Linked DNA regions of Mus musculus: region 1 is linked to region 2. A link is a loop called in an ENCODE intact Hi-C map of the cell type or tissue named here. Cell type or tissue: left cerebral cortex. All regions are shown on one strand. Each heading gives the region's core, and the rest is flanking DNA. Links, peaks and the distances in the headings are about the cores only.

Region 1 (10,997 bases), core at 3,009-5,508, 160 kb before region 2:
AAAGCAGTTGGGGTGGGGATGTACTCCCTGCCTCCAGATGGTGAGAGAGCCCTTCTCTCTGGCACTGGTCACAGCCTTGAATGTAACATCTATAGCACTGACTGTGGCCCAGCAAAACCTCTATGAATCAGTGCTGGTGCTTCCAGTAACCTTCAGAAGCAGACTCCGTTGTCCTGTATCTGACAGATGCAGAGACTGAGGCTATGGAAGTTCATGCTATTATCATGGCAGAGGAGGCTAACTGCCCAGCCACACCAGCATGGTACTTTCCATAGTGCAAGATTGGCATGAGGGTATGTCTCCCCCATCATTCCAGAATACGGTAAGTATCATCTTCATCAAGTTCTGCCTCTAGACAGAGGTCTAAAAGGGTATAGGGCATACAGAATAACAATATAGGAGGAGCTTGGGTTCTTCAGCCATCCACCTCCCTTAGAAAAGGCATATATACGGGGCCATGGGTATGTTTTAAGCAGCTTCTTTGTAACTGGTACTAGTTTCCTTAAACAATGCAATAGATACAATGTTGCACCAGGATTTATTGTTTTAAGGGCTGAAATGTACCACTGGGACACCGGGGCCATTACAGCTGTGTCATGGGAAACTCATATCTTCAAACCACACCATGGATCTATTGTTTACTTATGGCCCCATCCAGCGATCAGCTCTGTGTTCAACCCTGGATGGAAGCCAAGTGAAGAAACAAACAAACAAAACCTTGGCACAGATGGCACCTGCCCACTGTGCAGATCTCCTCAGACATGATTCTATTTATAAGCTGAAGGTGAGGTGTGCTCCCAGACAATCTGTCATAGACAGCAGCAGTCACTGGGAGTGTCATCGGGCGTCTCTGGGCCATGGAGAACCCTGGGTGCCCCGGTTTCTCCTACAGTCCTCCTTCACCACCCAACTGGGCAACAGTTAGGCCCGGGCTCACCTTAACCCAACATAAACACAAACCCCACTGTACTTCACCCAAACGACTCCCGTGCATTTTTAGCTTACTGGCAGCATCCTGCCTGCTTGGCATGGAGGCTGAGGTGAGGTAAGCTCTAACCCTTAGGGATGCATGCTCCACGGCCCTGCTCTAGCTGTGCTGACACCAGTGAGGGATGTGAGGAGAATCTTGATGACTCAAGAAGGTGACTGTCTGTAAACAGGATCAGTAGACGGCCAGCCAGGGACCAGGCCTGTGAAAAACGCCATTAGATGTATTTCACATAGATGCCCTACACATCTTCCCGTGTTTCATACCCATGACCCTATCAGATGGATAGATCATATCTGATATGTGAAATGAGCTAACCCAATGTACTGTGATCCATCTTAATCCTCTGTGGGTGCAAGTTCACTGTGAGGCTGAGGAGATGACTCAAAAGATGAAGAACTTGCTGTAGAAGCATGAAGACCAGAAATCCTGTCCTCAGCATCCACATAAGCACAGGGGTGTGGCCTCCCACCTGGAAAGGCAAACACAGGAGCCCAGTGTTAACCTCTGCTCTCCATATGCACACACATACATACATACAGAGAGAGAGAGAGAGAGATATGATGATGAATCTACTGTGAGTGTTGGCTCCATATGAGCAGATGTGGGGTCTATGTTTGTTTGTCTAGCTGACCCAAGACCCCTGTATCATCCTAAAACTTTGTAGTGTTTGGAAATCTCTGTTATCAAGGAAGGGCCAAGAAGAAGTGGAAAGCCATCATCTTACACATTAGGGACCTGGAAGAGCGAAGCTCATGGAGAAAGCAGAAGGGCACTTGCCAGGAGCAAGGAGGAAGAACAGGGGAACTTTTTTTTTCAACCATAGGCACAGTCTTTGGGTAATTTGATCAGGCACAGACTCTGAGAATGAAAATATTTATTTGGGTAAACCTGCGATACTCAGAGTGAGAATTCAAGCATATTAGATGACATTTGGGCTACTCTGGGAGGAAGCATCTTTGGGCTTTCTATCAATCCCTGATCAGCTGATCTTCTGAGTATCCTAAGGCCCTCTCTAAGGAGTAACATGTACTAGTGGTAGGTGCCGCATCCGTGGGAGGCCCCCAAAGTTTCGGCAAGAACCATGCCATCTCCCACTTGCTGGCGTTGGTAAAGACAGCATGACTGGCAAGTGTCAAAATACAGAAGTGAGCCTGATCCCCTGGGGTAAATGAGGAACTGGCTGGTTGGTGCCAAGCATGGGCCGTTAGAGGATGAAGACCATGCACTCATGTGGTAAGCCTAAAGAGAGGCCTTTGTTGATATGTTTTCCATGACCAAATTCCTACACAGGAGGGTGTTACACAGAGGCCTCCAGCAGCAGGGCTTCAGCAAAGCTCTGTCAGTTTGTAGAGAAATACCTGCAGAAGAGAACCAGTGAACTCGGGACTCAGGGAGTAAGGAATCAAGTAATTGTCTCCTTCTGGTTGCAATCTCGTGCTACATGCATTCTTAAGACAACGTGAGGCACACTAAGGACTGCAGAGGAAAGGTTTTCAGTAATGGTATTTTGAGACAAAACAATAAGTTAAATTTGCTCAGGGAAAAAGAAGATGGAAGTGGGGGTCTCAGGGAAGTGGGGTCTTGGTTAAGTGCAATGAGTAGCTTCATTAGCGGCTGAGTTCAGTTCCCAAACTGACTTAGTTCCATTCATTTGTTCAAAGCTATTGGCATGCTAATTCCTCTGTCAACTGTTTACAGATGCTTGCCCTTGGCCCTGGACTCTCTTCCTGGTCCTGGGGATAAAACAAGGAACACACAGTACTCATGCAGCTTACACTCTGAGGAGACGGGAATGAACCCAAGTCACAGAGCTCCCGAGCTCACATCCAAGCGTAAAATGCTGGTTTGCTAAACCACACAGGCTGTAGTCTACACCTTAAAGCTCAGAAAGACTGTCGGAGCCCTCCTTCTGACTTTATCCCAGAAAAAAATCAGCCAAGGCATTTTAGCTCCCAACCCGGGGCAGATGTCACATCCAGCAGGAGACTTGAAAGCTACAGATGCGTTGACCTTTGTGGGTGAGAAGCTGGGTAGCCCTGAAGAAGGATTTTTGCCAGCTGAGGTCTGTCACATGTCTGGAGGAGATTCCTTGAGCTTGGGCTTCTTGAAACGCAGGACTTCAGGAAGACAGGGCCCTGTGGGTATCAATATAAGTAGTCCATGCTTTCCACAGTCCCCATAGTTAATCCCATCTGTGAGACCCCCTCATTCCATCTTATTGCCCTATACCACAGAAGCAGGGGAGGGTCCTCAAGGAACAGCATCTACTATCATGATCACAATTGCTTAATATCACAGAACCATGGTAGAACCTTCTAAGACAGACTCCAAAAAGGTTGCACTATTGCCAAACTGAAAACTAAGAGTCAACCAGGTTTTCCTGGGCCAAGTCAAGTGGTGAATGTGTCCAAAGCATGCAAGGATCAGGGCTGTAAAAATACCCTATTCCTCACCAGTTCTGGGGAAGCAGAACTAGATGCTCAGGGCATATTGGCCAGCCAGTCTAGCCAATTGGTAAGCCCCAGTTCAGTGGGAGATGCTGTCTTTGATGATGATGATGACGATGATGATGACGACGATGACGACGACGATGATGACGATGATGATGACGGTAAGATAATGTGGAAAGTGATAGAAGAAAATGCTCAGATACTCAGTCTGAACCTCTGACCTCTACACACACACTCATTGGTAAGTGTATACACACACACACATTCACACACACATACACTCACACAGAAACACATACATACACATATACACTCATACACAGATGCACATACACTCACACACACTCACACACATATATATAGTCACATACACATAAATACATATGCACCCACACACAAACACATACACACACATACACTCACACACACACATACACTCACACAGAAACACATACATACACATATACACTCATACACAAATGCACATACACTCACACACACTCACACACATATACATAGTCACATACACATAAATACATATGCACCCACACACAAACATACACACACATACACTCACACACACACATACACTCACACACATACACTCACAACAAACATACATACACATACCCTCTCTCACACACATACACATACATACACTCACACACAAACATACATGCTCTCTCACACACTCACACACATACACATTCACACACACACACACACACACACACACACACACACACACTTTCACTTCACTTTCCCAAGAGTAAGGGATGAGAAAAACCCACTGCAGATGGACCGCTTTCAATCCTGTCTGTGTGCTTAGATATCCCCCATCTGGCCTACAGAAGTAGTCCACATGAGGAGGCTGCTGTCCCTGGAGAGGAACAGGAACCATCTATAGTGGTTACAGCTCTAACGTCCTTTTCCTGGGTACCTCCTTCCTGCAGGGTGAGGCAGGAAGTGGCCACCAGCTGCCTTCCCTGCCAACTCAGCTGTGTGGCCTGCAGTCAGATGTCCTCACATCTCCGCTGGTCCTTTGGGTGAAGGTGTTCTCCTTTCCTGGTAAAGCGATATTTAAGGGGCAGGAAACTCAAGTGCAGAAGAGAGGCCTGCGGCGTGGTTGGAGGCAGAGCGAGGGCCAGGACAGGGAAGTGAAATGTCCTCTCCTTCTGTTTTCTTGTCATTGCTGAGCAACACTCTCTGTGTCCACAAACCTCTAAGTGTTTGCTTTTATAACATCTCACATTCTGTGCTAAATTTGTCTAGCCACTGTGCTCCAGCCATTTTTAGCAAAGGTACATTGGCTGTTTTCTTTGCAGAATAAAACCCAAGTTTCATCTACATAAAAGCTGCACACAGAAAGAGGTGACATTTCCTGATCAGCCCTACAGGCCTGCCATGAGCTCAGACAGGGCTCCTGGCTGACTTCCTAAAACGTCTCAGGAGCTAGGGATATCTCAAAACACCCAGTCCCAGTGGGATCAGACATTCAGGACGACAGGAACGATCGTTTGTGGAAGTGTCATGGTGGGGGAGAATAGAAACTTCTGGCTATAAAACACCTAGTTGTAGCGCATCCAAATAATAAATGTGGCCCTAAAGGCATGGTGAGCCATTTTTGAAATATTACCCAATTCTGAAATAGTGCCCAAGCCTACAAAACGTGATGAGCAGCTCCCAGCTTGTGCACAGCCCTGGGTTCAACCCTCAACACTACCCCACCCCCAAGTCACCAAATATAGTGTCGGAGACAAAAAAAAAAAATCCATAAAAGGCATCCAGATATCAGAAAGAAGTTGGGAATTGTGGGAAAAATAATTAGAATGTAAGGAGGGTAAAATTATGAGCAAAGGGGACCCAGTCAGTAAAGGGTTGGCCAGACAGCATGAGAACTCGAGTTTGGATCCCAAAGCCACACAAAAGTGAGGTGGGGTCTCTTGTGTAGACGGTAACACCGGTGCTGGGATCAGGGAGGGGTCCAACCTTGGAACTCATTGTCTAATCTGAAATTAAGGACTCCAGAGTGAGTAAGATGCCCTATCTCAAAAAGTCAGGTGGAAAGCAATCAAGGAGTATACCTGACATGGACCCCTGTCCTCTATAAGTCCATACACGTGTGTACAGCCCTGCTCCCCACCCCCCATAATCTTATACCTACACCACACACACACACACACACACACACACACATGCACAAGTTATGAGAAAGGAATTAAACTCATTTCAAAAGACCTGAAATGTTTTTAAAGGGACTATGTATAGCTCCTAGAAGTGAAACATGAACCAACAAAAGCTTCATACATGCAGGTGAAGGGCCTTCACTCCACATAAGGGGGTACAGGACATCTTGGATGATGACCCGGAATGAAGCATAATGAGATCACTGAGATCGAAGGGACCTTAGTATGCTTAACACAGGAGCACGTGAAAGGATGGGGAGGGGTCACTATTTCCAAAGACACTGCCGGAGAGTTTTTCTAAAACAGGGAGTGGGGGAGGGGGGGACGGAAGAAAGAGAAACGTCAAAGAAAAACATGAAAACCTGGACACGCTGTAAGAAAAAGCTGCCAAAGACAAAAATAAAAACAGGCAAGCAGAGAAGAAGGAGAAGGGAAGGGTCGGCAGTTCACTCCACGACAGACTTTTCAATCGCAACAATAGAAGTCAGAAGTCAGTGGAACATCCAGGCTTGCAGAGTGACCTCATTCCCTTCCCAAACTAAAAATAGTGAAGAAACAAATAGAGGCTAAGCCACAGAGCTTGCCTGAGGCTACTCAGTTACAGAGACAGGAAGAGCTGGGCCCATGGGCTGTGATCTAGCTAGTTATTCAGGGCTACTCCTAATCCAAGACTCTGAGGTCAGCAAACTGAGGCTTTAATTTTTGAGCAAGACGTTTCACGGCTGTCCTTTCACTGGGTCTTCCAAATGATGTAGACGGTCCTACATCTAGGGCCTGAGAAGCTGGTAAGATTCAGGAGCAAGTGAGAACGCAGCCTCTGTGCGGTAAACAAAGCAACGGTGCAGAAAAATTAAAGGCAAGTTTATGTAAATATACCTGATGGGCTTTTCTAGCTGAGATTGCTCAGATCATTTGTGCACAGCAAAGGGAGAAAAGACCAAACACCATTAGGGACAATCTCTGGAAGAAGTGACAGTCACCCAGAGCTCACATCTGTTAAACCAGATGTCATGCAAAGTGCTCAAAAGACCTGAGCATTAAAGAGAAGGCAGGGAAATAGGCAGAGTCACCAGGAAGAAAAACATCTTTCTCAGGCATGTCACGCACGCGCGCGTGCACGTACACACACACACAAACATGCACACACAGTAGTTTTGGTGTCACCGTGGTATCTAAATGTTAGCATCCAGCAGGCAGCTAGAAAATCACCCCTGTGGAACTTCTGACAGGACCAGAATCTGGTATCAGGTATTGCAAGGGAAAGCCGCTCAGTGGTGGGGTCTGGAGAGACAGCTCAGAATGTAAATGCTCAGGGGGCAAGCTTGAGAACTTGAGTCCTGATCTCCTGCAGTCAGGTGCAGGGAACACGTGTCTGCTATCCTGGAAGTGGAAGAAAGAGGCAGGAGGATCTCCATGACTCCGTGGCCAGCCAATGGCAAGTTCCAAATGCACTATAATCAAAAGAATCTGCCAACACTGAGAAGATGTCTTAAAAACAAACAGTATTAGTCTGAAGCTATCTGATTTATTATTTTTTTCTAAAGACTAACCTAACCTTAAATGATAAAGGATCCCATCCACTAACATCTTTTCTATTACCCAAACGTATATTGAAAGGGTAGTTCATCGACCCAATCATTGTCTTAATCCAGCAGGCAAAAAAAGAGTGTAGACACAGCAGTAAGTTAGTTGGTTAGGGTGTGAGTACCATTTATAGGACAAACCGTTCTGAGCCGCAGAATAGCCCTGTAGTGTCAAAGCTGAAACAGAGACCTCTCCCTTCCATTTCTGTGATTGTGTGAGAAGTAATGAAAACAGATGATGAGTTAAGGCAAAGTGGGAGAGACAGACAGTCAGTCAGTCAGTCAGACAGACAGGCACTGTGAGAGTCTCCAAGTTACACTTAGTGTCAAGATCCAACCTGCTGGGGCTTTACAAACAGAAAGTGGAGATGTCCCAGTGAATTTAAATGGAACTAAATAAGAATTTTATAAGGAAACTAATTGGAGATGCTGGTAGGAAAAACCCTATGGTGGTGGCAGAAGCTGGCTAACCCAGTCAGCTCCCATCTGGGCCCAGAACCCGTGCTTTGATTCAGTTCACCCCATCTACAAGCTGCTGGAGCTCACGAAGAGGCTGGTCCTGCAAACCCTGAGCTGCAAGATCAGCATGACTGACAATAGCAGTATATCCTAGACAAGTCTTGGCGGCAATGGTCCAGTATTTATGGTGCTTCAGAGACCTTGAGCCAGACCAAGGACTCACTGCAGTGAATGTTTGCATGTGAAGCTGTCTGGAAAAAAAAAAAAAATGCTGTGCGACACACATCAGTTTCCAATGCCACTATGACAAAAGGCTGTTCAATGAAGAGACAGGAAAGAGAGAGGAGCAGGCCAGTGAATGACAGACAGTAATGGAAGGAGAGACACTGGGGGTGGGGTGGGGGAGGGGAGTGATGGGGGGAGGGGGAGAGATGCCTGCCTGGGATCTGGGAACATGGTGTTGCTGAGTAGGGTTGACTGGGTGGGTTGTAGCAGCCTGGATCTTGCACATTTAGCCCTCGAAAAATCTGCCCAGCCATGATTGCCCGGGTTCTGAGCAATGACGGGATGTCAAGATGAAGACTGGACCATTTTTTTGAATTAGACCTCCTCAAAAGACGTCTATGGCTCATGTTGCCCTGGAGGCCACTTTGGTATCCTTAGTCTGCTACCCCAGGCTGTGTTAAAATCCTAGGTTCATGTGGATATCCTTTACTGATATCCCTGGCCTGAGGTGCCACTGAAGGCCAGGATATCCTTGGTCTGGGCCCCTATCTGAGGCCATGCTGTCTGTTGGGTTGTGCTACTGACAGGAGCCATATTGATCTGAGTGGCCTGTGCCTAAAGCCAGGGTGATGTCTAGGTCCCCGTTACCTACAAGGGCCATGTCTGGTTCCCAAGTTCCATTACAGTCTGGGACCGTGGTGATGCCCATGGCTGATATTACAACTTGGGGCTACATGGATGGATGTTCAGGGTCTGTGCTGCCACAGAGAGCCCTGTGTGGGTCTGTTGTCCCACTGCAGCAGAGGGCTGTGTTGATGCACAGCGACTGGAGATCATGCTAAGAGGTCTGTGGCACGTGCTGTCTCCAGAAACCATGTCTAAGTCCATGATCCATGCTCCCGCTGGCTGTGAAGGACAAGGAAGCCACTTTTGCCTTGGTATTAATGACTGCAGACCCACAATTGAGAAAGAGAGACATAGAAGGTTTCTGGCAACCCTTACCCCACCCCATCCACAAAAGTAACAGCCTGGACAGAAAGCCACCAAAGAGGACTCTTAAAATATTTGATAAGGATGCTGAGGTATAGCTAGCCACAGATGATGGCTTCTGGCTGGGGTGTAGACGCAGAAGGACTCAATTTTCTTTAAGGGGCTGGCCACTAGGAATGTGACCACCATGCTCCAGTGAGTATTTGGGCGATACAAATTGAACTTGGTTTTTTGGTTTGTTTCCTCCTCTTCCTCCCTCTCCTCCTCCTCCTCTTCTCCTTCTCCTTTTCTTCCTTCCTTCCTTCCTTTCTTTCTTTCTTTTTTTTGGGGGGAGGGGGGTAGGGAGTAGGTCACAAGTCAGGGTGGGAGGACCTGGGATGATTGGAAAGAGAGTGTTCATGATGTGAAATACCCAAATAATCCATAAAAATATTATGAAAAATTAAACTGTTCGATGAGGGGCAGAGCATAGTTTTATAAGAGGAAGGGCCTGGGTCTGAGTCTCAGAGCCCATGAGAAGCTGGGGATGACCACATTGGTGTTTGCAATTCCAGCACTGGGGAGCTGGAAAGGGGGAGATTCCTGACGGTCTTGGCAATCAGATGAGTTACAGGCCACTGAGGGACTCTGTCTCTAAAAGCCAAGTGAAAGTACCTTTGGAACAACACTCGAGGTGAACACGTGGTCTTCATATGCATGCACACATATGAGCACACACACACACAAGTCACCTACAGGTAATATGAAGTCCACTTTGCACATGTGAGTAGGACATTTTCTTTGAAGTCTATCAACATAAATTTCCCCAGTGGGCCCAGGGTATCCTTTCTCAGACAGGACAGGAGAATGGTGTTGCAGGCTGGAGGGAAATGTTCAGAAAACCATCTTCAAATCAGCTTCGAGTGAGCATGCCTGAGTATTCTCCTTCTTCCTCTGATTGTTCCTCACTCTCATCCATATGGTGACAGCCTCTGACCATCCCTCTCCCGCTAGAACCAGCTGTGGTTCTCAGAGGTGGAGGAGATGCACGCAATTGTCTCTGAGGGCCACATGCCCTCTCCCTTCCTCCTGGTTCTCCTTAGCCTCTTAGTGAGCAATGATGTTCCTGCCCAGCACTGCTCTCCCCACCCCCTCAGTGCAGAGATGCACATTTCGGGGAAATAAAAAGGAGAACAAACCTCTCTCCTTTGCTTCCCAGGAGAGGAGGCTGACCACAGAGGCAGACTTGTTGGCCGATGCCCAATGCTCCAGATGAACCATTCGGCGAACGTCCACTTCCAGGAAACTGAACCCACAAAACAAGAATCACACTGCAGACATGCTAGGCAAGCAATGGGCTGTGAGCACAATGAAGAGAAATCGGACAATGGTGGCCATGCAGATCCCTGACTGCTGCTGCAGGGAAAGACCTGACAATTGCTTTCTCCACACAGGGTCTGAACTTTCTAAGTCAAGACCTTGGTAGTCAGCTAGGAGCTGGACTTACGGGGAAGGGAGGACATTTCTCCAGGTGTGACAGATGTTGGATATGCTGGCACATCTCTAGGCAGGTACAGAAAAACAAATCAGAAAGTAATTTTCCTTTTGCACCTATTGCTTATCCAACCTCTGGTTTGGGCAGACCTGACTAGAAATACACAACGCCCAGGGCCATGTTTGCAGGGTTGTCCATGTGGCTGATGAAATGTCCTTCTGAGGTAGCAGCTAGCTTCCTCCACAGTGATCCAAGCAAACAGAGTGGAAAACACCACCTATACATGACCAGGTCTCAGAGGTCACACAAGGTCATTTCCACAGTACCCTGTCAGGTTCCAGGGTCAGTCCTCCTCTGTGTGGGAGGGGATTCATGATCTGAGTACTAAGAAGCAAGACTTCTAGGATCAGCCCAGAGCCCTTCAGCTACCATGGAATGTGCCAGAAGGAAGACCTTTGACCAGCTGGCAGTTATCCCACAGGGACCTTGCAGTCCCCACACTGCTCTGCCTCCTTATCTGTGGTCTTCCTGTGTTGTCAGTGTGCTCAGGAGAGGATGGGAGGCTCCTGGGTATCAAAGAATAATAGATCCAATGTTAACTTCTTCAAATAGACCAAATAACACCACAGAGGGCCAAGG
Region 2 (10,997 bases), core at 3,561-6,060:
GTATGTGGCGTATATGGGCATATTCGTGTGGGCATGTGGACATATTCATGCACATGCATGAAGAGCCAGAAGTTGGTGCCCAGTGTCTTCCTCTATCACTCTGCACAGTTTTGGTTCTGTAACAAAGCTCATCAGTTCAGCTAGAACGGCATCCACCCCAGGCATCTCCCTTCCCCTGCTTCCTCCTCAGCCTCCATGCTGGGATCACAAATCTACACAGTCCTAATAGTGCCACTCCCTGAGCCAAACATATACAAACCATCACAGTCACCTTAGGTGCAGGCAGCTCAGCATCTCGGGGGCTGATTCTGGGACTGGACTTACTAGAGCTGCCTTTAATCCTGGGTCTCACACAACTATCTACAAACACACACAGCGTTTGGAGCAACCATCCCAGTTCCAGCTCTGTGGACAGAGATGACTCCGGTCCACAGTGTCCCCCTCCCTCTGGGAATGGCCAGCCATGGAGAATAACAGGAGAGAGGAGAGAGAGAGATGGTGGGGCCATCCTCCATACCAATGGCTGACTATGCTGCAGGCACCTTGCTGGGCTTTGGGTTTTTATGGCTGGTCCTAAGCTCAGGCATTAGAAATGTCAATCAGCTGTGTTCTTCACTTTGATTGTCATTGAAACTGCCAGAGGAGATCACAGGACCCTACCTGCCTCCTCCAGTCTTCCAGGTCAACCAAATGTTCAACCTGCTAGAGTCTCAAAGCTCAGACCACTGACCTGGCTACTGTCCTTCCTAGCTTTCACTTCTTCCAAGTTAGGGAGTTTGTGAGCGGGCAAGTTTAGCCTTATCTAGACCTCTCTACGGGTTGCCGTCAACAACAGGGACTCTGTTTCTGAGTCACATGGAACAGCTGACAGCTTGGTGCATCAACCCTTTTTCCTGTTAGGGGGCGCTTTGGAGATTCCCTTAGCCTGAGTTCCTGAGAGGCAGGCCCACCCTAGAGCACCTACCAGAAAATACCTGGGTTCTGTTCACAGATAAAGGTGTACCTCCCACCAGAGCAGCTTTCCAAAGGCTTTCTGGCCACAGCCTATGACATGACTCTTCTCTTAGAGTTACATTTCTACTGGCAAAGCCTAACAACAACAATGACTTCTGACCTTCTAAAATCGGCAGCAGAGAAAATGAACTGGAGCAGTAATGGGGGTGGGAAGCACTCCACAAAGACATTCTGTACCATTCACAACTTCTGTTTGTTGTTGGCTGGGTTCTTTTCCCCCCTTCTTCCCCTTTCCAAGTGTGTGTGTGTGTGTGTGTGTGTGTGTGTGTGTGTGTGTGTGTTTTCAAATGGCAGAAAATATTTTCCAGCTACACTGTGCTGGCATTGCCAAGCTCATGCTGATGCCAAGGTTATAAAAAGCAGCTGTGGAGAGACTTCACAGAAGGGCTTGTCCGATCAGCTTCCAAGACACTAACTTTCCTCTAAGAACCCCACCTTCTTCACTACGTACCTGAGGGGGACACATGTGTGGCCATATTACAATAGTTATGTGCAAGATACTTGAGTGGCAGGTCTTTATGATCCCTCAGTCCCCAAATCCTCACACTCAACTGAATGTGATGGCACACGCCTGTAATCCCAGCACTCAGGAGGTGAAGGCAGAAGGATCAAGAATTCAAGACTATGGCCATCTACAGACAGAGCAAGTTCAAAGTCAGCCTAGGATATGTGAAATACTCTCTCAAAGGTTCAAAAGTTTCTCCCTGCACCAAAAGAATCTCTCTCTCTCCCTCTCTCCCCCTCCCCTCCCCCCCCCTCTCAGACACACACACACACACACACACACACACACACACACACACACACCAAAAACTGTTCCAAGATTCCTGCTACAGTTGCCAGGAAGGCTCAGAAGGGCAGGATAAGTTTGGGCTGCAATGGTGAGAACACATGGTGGCCCTCATGGGCCAGTTCCCCTACCAACACCCCCTCTTCCTCCCTCCTCTGCATGTGAGTGTGTGTGGAAGTGAGTTCATCTGTGTGTGCACATGTGTGTGCATGCATGCATGTGTGTCCGGGCATGCATGTCTGTGTGCATGTGTGTGTGTGTGCATGTGTGAGTACCTGTGTGTGTATGCTTGTATGTGTGTGTGTGCATGTGTGTAGGTGTGTATATGTGTAAGTTCATCTGTGTGTATGTGTGTGTGAGAGTGCATGCATGTGTGTGTGAGTTCATCTGTGTCAGTGTATGCTTATGGGTATAACTTAACTGTGCATGTGTAAGTGTGTTCATCTGTGTATGTGTGTGTGTGTGAGTTAGTTCATCTGTGTGTGAGAGTGTGTGAGCTCATCTGTGTGTGAGTTCATCTGTATGAGTGTGTGTATGTGTGTGTACAAATGAGTTCATCTGTGCATGTGTGTGTGTTTAAGTGTGTTCATCTGTGTGCGTGTGTGGATGGAAGCCAGACACTGACTTTAGAGCCTTTCTCTACTGTGCAACACTTTCTCACTGAACCTAGACATCACTGCTTTGGCTAAACTAGCTGGGCAGAGAGCTCTAAAGCTCTTCTTGTCTTCCATGTCTCAGCCCCAGCTCTGGGGTCACAGGCATGTGACCCAACAAGCCCAGCTTTTTATATGGGTGTGGAAGATCTGTAATCTGTGGAAGATCTGAACTCAGGTCCTTAAGCTAACATAGCAAACACTTTACCTGCTGAGCCATCTCCCCAGTCCCAAGAAGGATGTTCCTTGCATGGAACCATGACTCTCCAGAACCCCCACTCCCCGACCCGGAGACTTCCCCCAGGTCTCTCACTCTCATTCAGTGATCAGCTCCAACTCCATCTTGCCTCATCCTGTCCCTCCCACGCTGTGGGACACCCTACACCTCATTGCTGCTGCTGCTCTGCAGTGAGATCCTACTCCCTCCCTCCCTCAGTTCCAGCCTAGTGAAGACAACAGTAACCCGCACTGTGGCTCTCCTGGGTGACTAATTGGTTAATCCTGGGAAGGCCTTTGAAGCTGAAACACCAGTGTGTTACTCACAGGCTGGAGGCATGAACTTGCCCTAGGCCAGGTCTGAGTCAGCAGAGAGTGGCCTCCCACCTCCATACAGGCTGAGCCAGCCAGCCTAGGTCCTGCTCAAGGTCAAGGCTGTCCTACAGGAGAGCATGGCAATGTAAACCAAGGGAGATAGTGAGGTCTTAGTGGCCTGTGTGGGGTGGCTGTTCTGAGCCTGAGAACTGGGCCCTGTTGAAGATCACATAGCACTCAGTCCTCAGCTCATGCTTCCAAGATAGCACATGCAGCAACCTTGGTCAGGACAATATTTCCTGGTCATCGTTTGGAGAAATATTTTTTCCCACAGCAAATTCCTTAGGAGCCACAGCCTATCTCCTTGCGATCTCCTTAGGTGGGAGGGCAGTGCTGTCAGCCTAAGTCTTGGGAGAAAGATGTGGGCAACTTGTGGATTCCCTCGGCCTTCTCACACGCATCTCTCTTGTGAGGGTGGAGGTGATGGCTGAGACCGGGCCTCACTCTTAAAACCAGGCTGGCCCTTGAACTCACTGTGTAGCCTAAGCTAACCCTTTACAATTCATTTGCCTCAGCCTCCTAGCATGCCTGGCCATCCCATCTGCCTATGGGAGGAAGAAACTAGTCAAGTGTGATGGTAGGTACCTATCATCCCTGCATTCAGAAGGTGGAAGAAGAGAGATCAGGAGTTTAGTGATAGCCTGGGCTACATGAAACCAACCCTGTCTCAGAAAAGAAACAAAAGGCAGGCAAGCAGGCAGGTAGGAAGGGAAGGAGGGAAGGAGGGAGGGAGGGAGGGAGGGAGGGAGGGAGGGAGGGAGGGAGGGAGGGAGGGAGGGAGGGAGGGAGGGAGGGAGGGAGGGAGGCTGGTAGGCCAGTTTACAAACCAGAGGCCAGCCCTTGTGCTGATGCCCTTAACCCTTCCAGCAGGGTTTTGTCACCAGAGCTGGGAGGCAAGAACTGACAGCCTTTAAGATGCAACCCAGTGTCAGATTCCCCAACAATGGAGCAGCAGGTCCCCACACCCTGCCCCCCCACCCTCCTGTAGTGACCCCCATATGATCTGGCCCCCCAACCTCTGCCTTTCCTCTGCCCTCTCTGCCATTTCCTTCTTCCAGAAAACAACCTCCCTGGCCAGAAGGATTTCAGGCACTTCTGCTTTTGTTCTAAAGCCACCAGCTCTTATAATATTTTCTGCTCCTCTTCCCAGGGACTCTGAAACACACAGATGACAACACTTTAAAAACAAAGAGCCGAAGGCGGTGGCACATGTGTATCGCCCCAGCACTTGGGCGGCAGAGACAGGCGGATCTCTGCGAGTTCAAAGTCAGCCTGGTCTACAGAGTTAGATCGGGTCTCAAAAAAAAAAAAAAATTACATTAAAATTAAAACACAAAAATCTGAAGTAAAACCAGGAGGGACTGCTGTCAGCTTGGGGCAGGAAAGGGGAGAGCGGAGAGCTTGTGAGTGGAGGCCTGGATCTGGCCAAGGGGCAGGGCACAGCGGTAGACTGAGCAGAGAGCTTTCTGTTTGGCTTGGGTGGCTGCAGAGGTAGAAGTGGCCACTGGGAGAGAGCTGCTAAGATTTGCAAGACAAGAGCCTCTTTTCTCAATTCTCACACTGCCATCAAGTGGCCCAGTGAGCCAGTGCAGGATGTCTGTGCCAGCCTGAGCTACCTGGAGAGAAAAAAGGGTTGGGACTTTACCTAGGGACTCAGAAGCACCCCCAGCCTAGAGCTCTGAACTGTTCGGTAAATGCCAATCCCTGGCAATATAATCAGAGATGTATACATCCGGGCATGTGCACAGTGTCTAATCAATTCCATGCATTCAGGCAAGCAAACTCACAAGTGCTTGCTGGGAACATCAGCACACAAGGAGACATCTCTGTAAGAATCAGTACAAAAGCCACCGTCTCAGCTGGGCATGAGACAACACACCTATGATCCGAGTACAAAGAGGAATCTCTTCCTTTACTTTTATGTCATGGGTATTTTTTGAGTATGTATATCTGTGCACCATGACCGTGTACTCCTACTGCTCATGATGATAGGGAGAAGGCATCAGATCCCCTGAAACTGGAGTAACAGACAAGTGTGAGCTGTTGTATAGGTGCTGGAAATGGTTTCAGGTCCTCTGGAAAGGCAGCCAGCCCTTTCAAGTGCTGAGCCATCTCTCTGGTCCCATAGGTAGGAAGATGTTGGTCACAAGTTCAAGGCCAGCCTGAACCAGGTAACTCTGTCTCAAACTGAAAGGAATGGGATGAGATGATATCTCAGTGGGTGAATTCCTTGCTGCGCAAGCACGAGTTCAGGTCCCCAGAACCCATTTTGAGAAAGTGGGGGTGGGAGAGCATGGCATGGTGTTATGTGAACATCCTGGTGCTAAGGAGGCAGAGGACAAGAGGGGCTCCTGGGATGCCAGTGTAGCTGAACAGTGAGCTCCAGGCTTGGTGATATTCTAGAAAAATAAGGTGAAGAGGAACAGAAGACACTCAACATGGATCTCTGGCCTTCATATATACAAGGACACACATGCATGTACACAAGCACACCTGCACACAATACACACACACCACAGAAGACTTAGAACTCAGCAGTCCTATGTTTAGGTAACTGAGAGAGGAATGAGGAGGGAGGGGATGCCTAACGGTTCAAGTCCTGACGCTCTTGTATCTCTGAGGAGGTGGCCTCGCCTGAGGAAACAGGAAGCAGGGCAAGATCCAGGAGATCCAAAGTCAGCTCTGAGGCCTAAATATGCGACCCGGTAGGGCAGGACTTCAAGCCTCATTCCCTATGGTGGCCAGCTTTGATTGTCAACTTGGAACAACCTAGAATCATCTGGAAGGAGTCTCAGTGGGGGACTGTGTGCGTCGGGTTGTCCTGTTTGTGGGACATTGTCTTAATCTATGCAGGAAGACCCAGCCCACTGTGGGCGACACCATTCCTAGGCAGAGGTTCCTAAACTGTATACTAATAGAGAAACCTAGCAGGAACAAACAAGAAAGCAAGAATATATACATTTATTTCTCTCCATTCTTGACTGTGGGTGATATATGACTGGCTGTGTGAAGTTCTGGCGTTGATTTCTTACCAATGATGGGCTGTTACTTGGGGTCTGAAAACTAAATAAACCCTTTCTCCTCACTGCAACAGAAATGGCACCAGGATACTTCCTTTCCCACACACCTCTGTTCACCTCACATTTGCCTTTTTTGAACATTGGGTAGCATAACCACGTTTGGAGTGGGTTCCTACGGTCCCATGCTTTAGACACACTCCTGCCAGGCCTGCAGAGTCACTGTCATCAAGTCATGTAACTCAAGACCTGGGTCACTGTTGGCTGGACAGAAAGTGGATGAATGTCCTATAGAAAGAAGGCCATTCAAATCTCCCTCCTACAAAACAGAACTGTGTCAAATTTGGAGACAGTCAGTCTCTGCTAGGGTCTAAAGCTGTACATGTTAGCCAAGGACTGAGGAAGCAGAGAGGCAGCCAGCTGCTGCTGTTCACACCCATTCAGTCTCCCAGCACTCACCCCTGGCACCTCTTCCCTGTGACTTGTTCACAAGAGCCTCTTCTCTTGTTATAGTTTGATTTTTTTTTTCACAGTGGAGATCAGTCAGGGTCTTGTGCATGTTTAGCAAGTGCTCTACTACTGAGTTACATCTCTAGCACGAACTTGCGAGTGTGTGTGTGCGTGTGCATGTGCATGCACGTGTGCTGTGTGTGTCTGTGGTGTGCATGTGTGTGTGGTATGCATTGGCGTGTGTATGTGGTGTGCATGTGTGTATGTCGTGCTTATGTGTGTGTTGTGCATGTATGTTGTACATGTGTGTTTGTATGTGCATTCATGTGCACAGGTGTATATGTGTGTTTGTGTGCTTGCATGTGCAGGCCGGTAGACCACCTCAGTTTGTCCTGCAAACACTTTGTTCATTTGACAAAGTCTCCCGCTGCCCTGGAGCTACAGGGTACTACATAGTGTGGCCGGCCAGCCTCTGAGACTTTACCTTTCCAGCTTTGGGGAGGGTGAAGGGTTGAACTCAGGTCCTCATGCTTGAAAGACAAACATTTTAGCAACTGAGCTATCTCCACAGCCAGTCTCAGCCCTTGAGATGAGGCCTCACCAGGTTTCCCAGGTTGGTCTTTGAACTTGCGAATCCTTCTGCCTCGGCCTCTGAAGCAGCTGAGATACTGGCCTGAACCACCACACCCAGCTTCCAAGAATGAGTACCTCTGTTAAAAACTTCAAAACACTAGGCAAGCCAGGTGTAGTGGTATGTATGTATGCCTTTAATCTAAGCTTGACAGGGAGAGGCTGACAGATCTCCCTGTGTTCAAGGTCAGCCTGGTCTACACAGTGAGTTCCAGACCAGTCAGAGAGATACAAAATGGGACCTTGTCTCAAACTAACAAACAATACATTGGATAGATTGCCCTAAAGATTTTCCCAGTTCTAAGGCATAACATCTATCTGGCCCAGTGCAGCACACCTCATTTCCTGAGGCCACAGCCTATTTCCAAAAACATAGGGTACTTTCTAAAAAGACTGCAAGCTTATGAATTACAATGCTCAACATACAGCAGCATGAAAAGACTCAGCAAATATTGACACTGTTAGCTCTACCTTTTCAAACATTCTTTACAAACCATTCATTGTTCTCTGGGATGTCAGATTTAATCTGAAAAGCATTTTATAGTTTGTTTCTACCCGTACTACCCCTGCTGACTACAGCAATGGTTTTCATTGAATTCATTTGTTTGCACAAGGTGAACGAGGCTGGACAAAACCCTATCACAGAAGTGGGGATTCTAGGATGCTAACAGTTGCCGGGGTGGTGCTATAGCCACTAGTGAGGTTTTCACACTCCTGTAAATTGCCCCCTGATGACATACTGGGACACACAGAGACCATGGTAGTAGAAGGGGCTAGCTGAGGAGAGGGATGGGGCCAGGAGTCATAGGGGGACAAGACAGGGTGATGGGGCATGAATTTGATGTACTATGTATGTGTAGTAAAACGTCATAATATAACCTGCCATTATGAACAATTAATATATGCTAATAAAACATTAAACACGTGTCTGTCCTAAACTTTCCACCCAGGGACTTAGAGGTCTGTAAATGAGGGGCCGTGAGATGGCTCAGTGAGTGGGTAAAGGCAGCGGCTGCTAAAACTGATGGCCTAAGTTTTATGTCCGGAACCCAGAGTAGGAGAGAACTGACTCCAGAAAGCTGCCCTTTGACCTCCACACTTGTGCTATGGCATTTGCCCCTCCCCATCATGTACAAACCGGTAACATAAGTTTTTAACTGTAAATGGCTCATTAGTCTGTCCATTTATCTCATTTTCCCTCATCTCTGTGTTTACTCATGCATGTAGTGTTTGTGTGCATATATGTATGCGTATGTGTGTGTATGTGTGTGTGTGTGTGTATGTGAGTGTATGTGTGTGTATGTGTATGTGTGTGTATGTGTGTGTATGTGTGTGTATGTGTGTGTATGTATGTGTATGTGTGTGTATTTTGCTATATACCCAGGGCTGGCCCAAGACTAGACATGAGTGATTAAGCCTGGCTTCAATCTCTCTCCTCAGATGCTCAAGACTTAACAAAGAAATGGATAGTCCTGCCTGGTCTTGCTGGTGCTTTTGGGGAGCCGGAGAAAGGGAACTGGCCAGAAGCCACTGCTCCTACTAGGTCAGGGGTCACAGAGGATCACCAGGCATTGTCTCAGGTAGTTTCTGACACAACAGTAGTGGTCTCCATTAGCAAAAGGCATATCTATGCAACAGCAGAGAATTTATTTGAAAAGTGTGGTTTTTTTAAAAATTAGACTCAAAATAACTATCTTGTTTAGCTTTTTACTTTATTTTTATTGTTTCGAGACAAGGTCTCACTATGTAGCCCTGGCTGACCTGGAACAGTAGATCAAATTGTCCTTGAACTCACAGAGATCTCCTGCCTCTGCTGGAATTAAAGTCATGTGCTACCATGTCCACCTTATTATACCTAACTTCTGTGCACGTGTGTGGTATGTAAATGTATGTCTGTACGTGCACATATATGCAGATGCACAAGGAAGCTGGAGAGCCACCTCAGGTGTCATTCCTTGGGTGCTGTCTTCCCCTTGAGACTTCTCAGTGGCCTGGGACCTCTGAAATAGGCTAGGCTGGCTGGCCGGTGAGCACTTTTCCAACCAATCCCTCTCCCCAGCCTCAGGACTGTCTCTGGCATGGTGTGGAAAGGGGCTTCTGTAATAGCCAGCAGCAGCACTTGGCTCACCCAGTCTGCTGAAATGTTCTTTCTGGAAATAAAAGAATCTGCCAAGACCAAGAGCCCTAGATGACTGCTACACACAGGCCTGAGGTGCTACAGCCTGGGCCATCCAGTCACATCACTCATGGTACTGGGCTGGCAACTCCAAGCATCCACGGTGAAGCTTTGGTAGATCTATCCTTACCAGAATTATCTTTTGCTAGTTTCTCTTCCCACCATTTTCTTGCCATTAACATTTCGTGCCAGACTTTATGGTACATGCCTTCAACCTTAGCTCAACAGGAAGCAGAATTGGGACGCTTGAGAGTGAGGCTTTTGTGGGCTTCAGCATAAGCTCAAGGCTAGCCTAGTCTACATAGCAAGATCCTATCTCAAGTAAGTAAATAAAAGTAGCCAGGCATGGTGGCAAATGCCTTTAATCTTAGGAATGTTGTTCAGTGCTAGAGTGCTTTCCTAGGATACATGGGGCTCTGGATTCAATTCCCTGTACCATGGGGTGGTGTGTGTGTGTGTATATATGTATTCATATATGTGTGTGTGCATATATGTATGCATGTGTGCAAACATGTATACTTGTGTGCATACATGTGTGTATGTATGCATGTGTGCTTGAATGCATGTGTTCGCATGTGTATATGTGTGCATGTGTGTATATATTTATGTGTGCATATGTGCATGCATGTGTATGTGCATGTATTCATATATATATACGTGTGTGTGTGTGTGTGTACATGTGGTATAATTTGGTTAGGTAGTGAGAGTGATGGTGATTCCATGTTTCATTTCATGTCTTTGTGAGGCTAAATAAAATTTGGTAACTAGCCGGGCGGTGATGGTGCACGCCTTTAATCCCAGTGCTTGGGAGGCAGAGGCAGGCGGATTTCTGAGTTCGAGGACAGCCTGGTCTATAGAATGAGTTCCAGGACAGCCAGGGCTACACAGAGAAACCCTGTCTCAAAAAACAAACAAACAAACAAAAAAATTGGTAACTATACCTCAACTGTTCTTTTCCTTCTATTGCACAGATGGAGGGAACACCCAGTACAAGCAAAAGACAGCACTATCTTGTCAAATCTAGTGCCTTCTAGAGCTGAGGGGAGCATAATGTCCCAAACTAAGATTTAAGATGCAGCCAAGCATGGTATCTGTGCTTTAATCCCAGCACTTGTGAGGCTGAGTTAGAAGGGTAAGAGTTTTGAGGCCAGGCTGAGCAAATAAGTAAGATCCAGAAAGAAGGGGAGGATGGAGGGAGGAAAAGAGGAAAGAAAGCTGTTTGTAGCAACATACACTTGTGTTCCCAGCATTGGGATAGAAGAGGCAGTAGACTCAAATGTTCAAAGTTGTCCTAAGCTATATAGGAAGCTTGAGGGCAACCTAAACTACATAAGATACCCCAAATCCCAAATATGGGGGAGGGGGGATTAGAGGTGGCCCAATAGCTAGGTGTACCTACTGTTTCCACAGAGGGTCCTGAGCACCCACAACAGGAAACTCAAAATGACTTGTAACTCCAGTTGCAGGGGAATCTGCCGCCCTCTTCTGGCCTCTAAGTGCACATGGTGCCCATAAGCACACATAACACACTAAATATTGTTTAAAGGAAGTTTGCAGAAGGCAGCAGGGCAATTTGGAGAGGTTCAAGTCCTAGACTGTCTGTATTGTGCCCCCAGCTGCTCTCAGAACTTCCCACCAGCAGATCTCTATGGACTCAACATGTGCTTGGAAAACTT

Evidence for each region. Peaks named below come from ENCODE experiments on the same cell type or tissue, not always from the same donor. Only the 100,000 strongest peaks of a DNase experiment are listed, where the experiment ranks them.
Region 1: a loop joins it to region 2, with 2.3 times the contacts of the local background. A loop is called at or near these places in 6 of 42 quality-filtered maps.

What each region holds. Positions count from the first base shown.
Region 1 is chr8:126,753,720-126,764,716 of GRCm38, forward strand. Gm45805 (a long non-coding RNA gene) reads right to left here and starts at 4,634. Exons shown (of 3, transcript XR_003947622.1): 1 at 4,382-4,634; 2 at 3,445-3,534; 3 at 1,854-3,126. In left cerebral cortex, for the core only: a CTCF peak has its summit at 4,294; a DNase peak (open chromatin) is centred at 4,555; H3K27ac peaks cover 1,124 bases.
Region 2 is chr8:126,916,467-126,927,463 of GRCm38, forward strand. No RefSeq gene overlaps it. Among named protein-coding and RNA genes, the nearest start is that of Gm31718, 14 kb to the left of the region's middle. In left cerebral cortex, for the core only: a CTCF peak has its summit at 4,595 (motif pointing left); a DNase peak (open chromatin) is centred at 4,594; H3K27ac peaks cover 380 bases.